2 separate regions of the Homo sapiens genome follow, and region 1 is linked to region 2. Evidence: read pairs that join two places in POLR2A ChIA-PET (ENCODE). Cell type or tissue: PC-9. All regions are shown on one strand. Each heading gives the region's core, and the rest is flanking DNA. Links, peaks and the distances in the headings are about the cores only. Region 1 overlaps FOXO1 (forkhead box O1). Region 2 overlaps LOC124903162.

What was found. ChIA-PET counts read pairs that join two places held together with the same protein. Peaks named below come from ENCODE experiments on the same cell type or tissue, not always from the same donor. Only the 100,000 strongest peaks of a DNase experiment are listed, where the experiment ranks them.
Region 1: POLR2A ChIA-PET joins it to region 2 with 9 read pairs; 3 of 35 experiments call an interaction of 5 or more read pairs at or near these places.

Annotation. Positions count from the first base shown.
Region 1 is chr13:40,629,810-40,632,724 of GRCh38, forward strand. The region is part of intron 1 of FOXO1 (forkhead box O1); the gene reads right to left. Among named protein-coding and RNA genes, the nearest start is that of FOXO1, 35 kb to the right of the region's middle. RefSeq lists an enhancer at 275-374. In PC-9, for the core only: no CTCF peak of the experiment used is centred there; no DNase peak of the experiment used is centred there.
Region 2 is chr13:40,163,786-40,166,700 of GRCh38, forward strand. All of the region lies in intron 1 of LOC124903162, which reads right to left. Among named protein-coding and RNA genes, the nearest start is that of LINC00332, 17 kb to the right of the region's middle. In PC-9, for the core only: no CTCF peak of the experiment used is centred there; no DNase peak of the experiment used is centred there; H3K27ac peaks cover 345 bases.

The DNA of each region.
Region 1 (2,915 bases), core at 114-2,613, 470 kb after region 2:
GAGATCACAGATTCAAAGTCTCCTTGTGGGGCACTGTGTTCTGTAAGAGGAAGCTACAGTTGAGAAGGTTCAAGGCAACTAAATATGTGCTAGTAAAGTGAGCATAAATCATTCTGAAACCAGAGGACCTACAACAAGTAGCCTGGTTTGGGCTTTTCTTGTGCTCAGCAGTCAAGTGATAAGAACCTTTAACTACATTACATCTAACATTTTTAATTTACAAAATAATGCCCACCACTTCAAAAAAATTGATAGTATTATATCTTCTACCTTTCTATGTCCAAAAAATAAGGGAAGGAGGTTTAAAATATAAGTAGCTAAACCAGGAACTCCAGTCCTGCCACAATGCTAGGCATATTTGTTCTAGGAATTCAAGTCCTGCTAATTTAAACAGCAAGGGGAACTGAAACTCTTGAGAATCTCTGATTATACAGAAAATCTCGGTGTCGTTTACACACAGGGCAAGCCAAGGGGATCCTTCTAAACAGTCTGGGGCTGTTTGCTTTTGTTCTTCTTTTTGTTCCCACTGAAAAGCAAAAATCATTTGTCAACATGGAAAAACCAGCCTGGTGCAGTAGCTCACGCCTGTAATCCTAGCATGCTGGGAGGCCAAGGTGGCAGATTACCTGAGGTCAGGAGTTGAAGACCAGCCTGGCCAACATGGTGAAACCCCGTGTCCACTAAAAATACAAAAATGTAGCCAGGTGCAGTGGCGCGCGCCTGTAATCCCAGCTACTCGGAAGGCTGAGGCAGGATAATTGCTTGAACCCAAGAGGTGGAGGTTGGGGTGGGCCGAGATCGCGCCACTGCACTCCAGACTGGGCGTGGGAGCAAAACTTCTCAAAAAAAAAAAAGGAAAAACCAGGAAAAGCTTGTCACTTAATGACTGGCCTGGCAAATAGGGAAAGAGCCTAAAACTATTTTTCCCTTCCCATACTGTGAAGACTACAAGCTTTGCCAACACCACTCCTCAACACCACTCTGTCATTTTTCTTTGTCTAAATCTTTTTAATTTCTTAAATGGGAAGGAAGTTGCCTTAAAGTATAATACCAAGATTCCCGCAGGGCACCACTCTGCAGGAATGTGGTTCAGAAACCAAGAATCAAGGGGCAATGCCTCCATACAGGTGAGGATTTTCCCACCCCAAAGAGGCTTACTAAAGTTAGGGGCAATTTTCCACCTAACATAAATTATGTTGTGGGGTGGATAAGTGAGAAAGAATAAAGCCGTTATGACCAATGAGGAAAAATGAAATGGATATAAAAACATTATTGCCAAGGTCTTTGTTCCAGAGTTCTCAATCATTCAGGGCCAAGAGAGGCTGGACTTAGAGTCCTGCAGGGTGGAGTGGCAGCATTGTGGAGGAGGGATCCCTGCGAAAAGTATTTATGCTGCAACTTTTCAGCATAACCAAAGCAGACCAACAACTAGAGCTTAAGTTTAGGGCCGCATTCCATAAACTATGACTGTGACCTCATGGCATATACCAAAATCAACTCAAAAGAATCAAAGACCTAAATGTAAGAACTAATACATTAAACTCTTAGAAGAAAACATAGGGATAAATCTTTCCGATCTTGGATTAGGCAATGGTTTCTTAGACATGACACCAAAAGCACAAGCTACAAAAGAAAAAAAAATAGATACTTTGGACTTCATCAAAATTAAGAACATTTTTGCTTCAAAGGACACCACCGTTTGTACATCCATATTCACAGCAGTACTATTCACAACACCCAAAAGGTGTCCATTGAGGGATGAATGGATAAACAAAATGTGATATATACATAGAATAGAGTAGGACACAAGTTACAACATGGATGGACCTTGAAGACATTGTGCTAAGTGAAATAAACCAGTCACAAAATAGGATTCCACTCCTATAAAGGACCTAAAGTAGTCAAATTCATAGAGACAGAAAGTAGAATGGTGGCTGTCAAAAGCCTGAAGAAGGAGGAAATGCGAAGTTATTGTTTAACAGACACAAAGTTACAGTTTTGCAAGATGAAAAGAGTTCTGAAGATGGATGGTGATTACAATGGGTTGGCATAACAAAATGAAAGTACTTAATGTCACGGAACAGTACGTTTTAAAACGGTTAAGATAGTGTATTTTATGTATATTTTACCACAAATTTTAAAAAAATAGGACACTACCTCCAAAAAAAATGAAAAAACCCAGCAGGGCATGGTGGCTCATGACTGTAATCCCAGCACTTTGGGAGGCCATGGCAGGTGGATCACGAGGTCAGGAGATGGAGACCATCCTGGCTAACACAGTGAAACCCCATCTCTACTAAAAATACAAAAAATTAGCCAGGTGTGGTGGCACATGCCTGTAGTCCCAGCTACTCAGGAGGCTGAGACAGGAGAATAGCTTGAACCTGGGAGGCAGAGGTAGCAGTGAGCCAGTATCACGCCACTGCACTCCAGCCTGGGTGACACAGCGAGACTCCGTCTCAAAAACAAAACACAAAAACCCCACAGAATGGGAGCAATTATTTGTAAATCATATATATAAGGGATTAGTACCTAGAATATATGAAGAATTCTTAAAACTCAGTACTAAAAGGACAAATAACACAATTTAACAATGGGCAAAGGGACCACTTGAGCCCCGGAGTTCGAGACCAGCCTGGACAACATGGCAAAACCCCATCTCCACTAAAAACACAAAAATTAGCCAGGGGTGGTGGTGGGCACCCGTAATCCTAGCTACTTGGGAGGCTGAGGCACGAATATCTCTTGAGCCCGGGAGGCGGAGGTTGCAGTGAGCTGAGATAGTGCCATTGTACTACAGCCTGAGCGACAGAGCAAGACTCCATTTCAAAAAAAGAAAAGAAAAAAAAAGAGCCGGGCACAGTGGCTCATGCCTGTAATCCCAGCACTTTGGGAGGCTGAGGCAGGCAGACTAC
Region 2 (2,915 bases), core at 207-2,706:
GGCCTCTCCAGGGATGCTGCCAGGCCACACAGGAAGCTGGAATGTTAAGGAGCTGGTAGGAGACAAGGACAGCCTGCAGCTAGCTACAGTCACACATGCTCCAGTGCAGAAGCTTCAGTTCCTGGCACCCCTTGAGTGGGCAGCAAAGTTATTTGGTCCCAACCTTCTGATCACACCCACTTCCATACAGTGTTGAGGCTCTCTCTGGGCCTCAGACCATGGAGGGGCAGTTCCTTGCCTTGCTACAATCTGCCTCCATCGTGGAAGCAGGCTCAGGTTTAGAGCAGCCACTTCAGAGCAGCTTTTTCTGCAATATTCTTGAAAGTAACTAGCGAGCCACTTGCTGGGCTCAAAAGGATGCATGAAATCATACACATATAAGACCAACTTTCTGAACTCTAGTTTGCTTTTATGCATTTATTTCTCTCAGTCCTCTGATCATCATCCTGGGTCAAGGTGGTATGATCGAGGCAGAATTACTCTTCTCCAGGGAGAGTCAGGGAAATGAGTCATTGAGCAGTCCGGTGACTTACCCAATGACCCCAGGCAGGACAGAGCCTGAGTAAGGCTCACATGACATCTGCCAACCCCTGAATCTAGGTTCCAGCTCCTAGGAGATCTACATTTGGCCCATATACTCGTGGGCTTTTTCCTTTCTTATTTTCCAAAACATAATTAATATCTGTTCCATGTTACAAATAAATTCTAAATGTTCAAATGACTGAGAAATTCTGTTTCATTTTTACTTGTGCGTTTGATGTGCATCTGGATGGATGGCACCGGGCACACTTAAAATAAGGAGAAATAAATAGCTCTGAGATGTGACAGCATATGTATTTGCTCAAGAGTGAATGGCAGAGATCTGCATTTCATTTTTACAGGATTTCATCAGACATATGGTAAACCATGATAGGTGATTTTTATTTAAAAGTCAGTCATGCCGAATTCAAAACTTATTTTATTATTTTTTTGAGATGGAGTTTTGCTCTGTCACCCAGGCTGGAGTGTACTGGTGCAATCTCGACTCACTGCAACCTCTGCCTCCAGGATTCAAGCAATTCTCCTGCCTCAGCCTCCAGAGTAGCTGAGATTACAGGCACAGGACACCACACCTGGCTAATTTTTGTATTTTTAGTAGAGACGAGGTTTTGCCATGTTGGCCTGGCTGGTCTCGAACTCCTGGCCTCTGGTGATCCGCCCACCTTGGTCTCCCAAAGTGCTGGAATTACAGGCGTGAATCACTGTGAGGAACATACAGATAGCCTGCTCTCTGGGGGCACAAGATCATTTTTATTCCTGGGGGTGGCATTACCAGTATCTGAAGGGTGATCTAAGTTTTCAGAGGAATTGCCAGTTTCCAATATGAAACTTAGCCACACCTGGTGAAAACCAGAGGCTCCAGCTGTCTCCGTTTAACATCTGACCCTTAAAGCAGAGGCAGCAGGCAAAATGATCCATGGATGGAGAGCCCCACATTGCCCTTCCACTCGGTTTCCCTTCCCCCAACTTTTCACAATCTGTCTATGCCACGGAAGCCAATAGTACTTGTCTCGGGTGGCTAATTGTCTGTTTAGTATCTTTCCCACCTCCTCATTTTTCCTTTTGGTTTCCTGATTAGGTCTCAGTTGGGTATTTTGCCTGCAGGGCTGCAGAAGCATCTGCAAGGAAAGTGTGCACAGAGACAGGAGCACCATAGGAACTTCCTCAACAAACCAGAGATGACACATGCCCTCTCCCACACTGGGAGCCCCCGATGTCAGAAAAGACAGGGTATTTCAGTATAGCACAGGGCTTGTCCTGTGCATTAAACTATGTGCACTCAGCAAAAAGAGAGGTGAAGGGAGAGAGGAAGTAGGAAATTTATTTTGTATAAAAGTCTTTATCAGACAATCCACATTACTGCATGTGTTATTAATCTTGTATACTCAAGTATTACTGCACAGGCTTATGTACACAAACCACATATACTGCTGTCTACTTTAGGATAAGATAAGAGGCTTTCACTCTTTGCCTCACATACTGACTTTAGAACCAAATCTCCAAAAAAAGATGCAATCTCCACTTTTTAAGGAAACATAAATGGTAATTTAATGATGCTAATTGGTAGAACTGTAAACTAAAGAAATGTTAGCCTGAAGGACCCAGGGTTCAGCTGAATGATGGATGCTAGGTAGCCAAGGGTCTGGGTCAAAGACATTAAAGAAAGAAGAAAAGGACAAAGGAGTAAGGGGTAGACTGAGAGAAGTTAGTAGGAGCTGGAGCTGAAGTTCTCCTGTTATCCAAGAAAACAAGGAACTCACCAGGTGTGCATCTTGTTTTGACCCACAGCTAGGGCAGGGCAGTGATGAAAACAAAACGAAACAAACAAACAAAAACCCCTCACCCTCTTAGATGGTTTCAGAAGAACACAGCAGTATCTAAGAAGCACATAGACTCTAAAACAGATTTTTCATCTTGTCCCCCTCCCGTCCTTCTTGTCATCATCATTGTCATCGTCATCGACATTTACTGACTGGCTTCTCAGGTTTGATAGAAGAGACTGTGGGCCAGTATCCAGGATAGAGGTCACTTGGTTTCAAGGAACTAAGCAGCTCAGAGCAGCTCAAATCACAAAGGGGTTTCTTATGGAGAATTTGGAAGAAGGACAGCCAGGCCTCAGGAGAATGGGGAGCTTGCCAGGCAGGGAACACTCCCCTCTGTTTCACTGTCTCCTCTCTGGAAACCAGCTTGGTCTACATGGCCAGTCCTAACAAGGAGGCCTCCACCACCACATCTATATGACCTCCCAACTTTAAACACCACCACCAGTTGAGTCCTGGTCTCTTGTGTCTCTTAGTTGAAATACCTCAAAGAAAGAGTAAGGGGAGGAGAGACAGAATATGAGCAGCCCAACTCAGGGTCAGGAAGTATACACC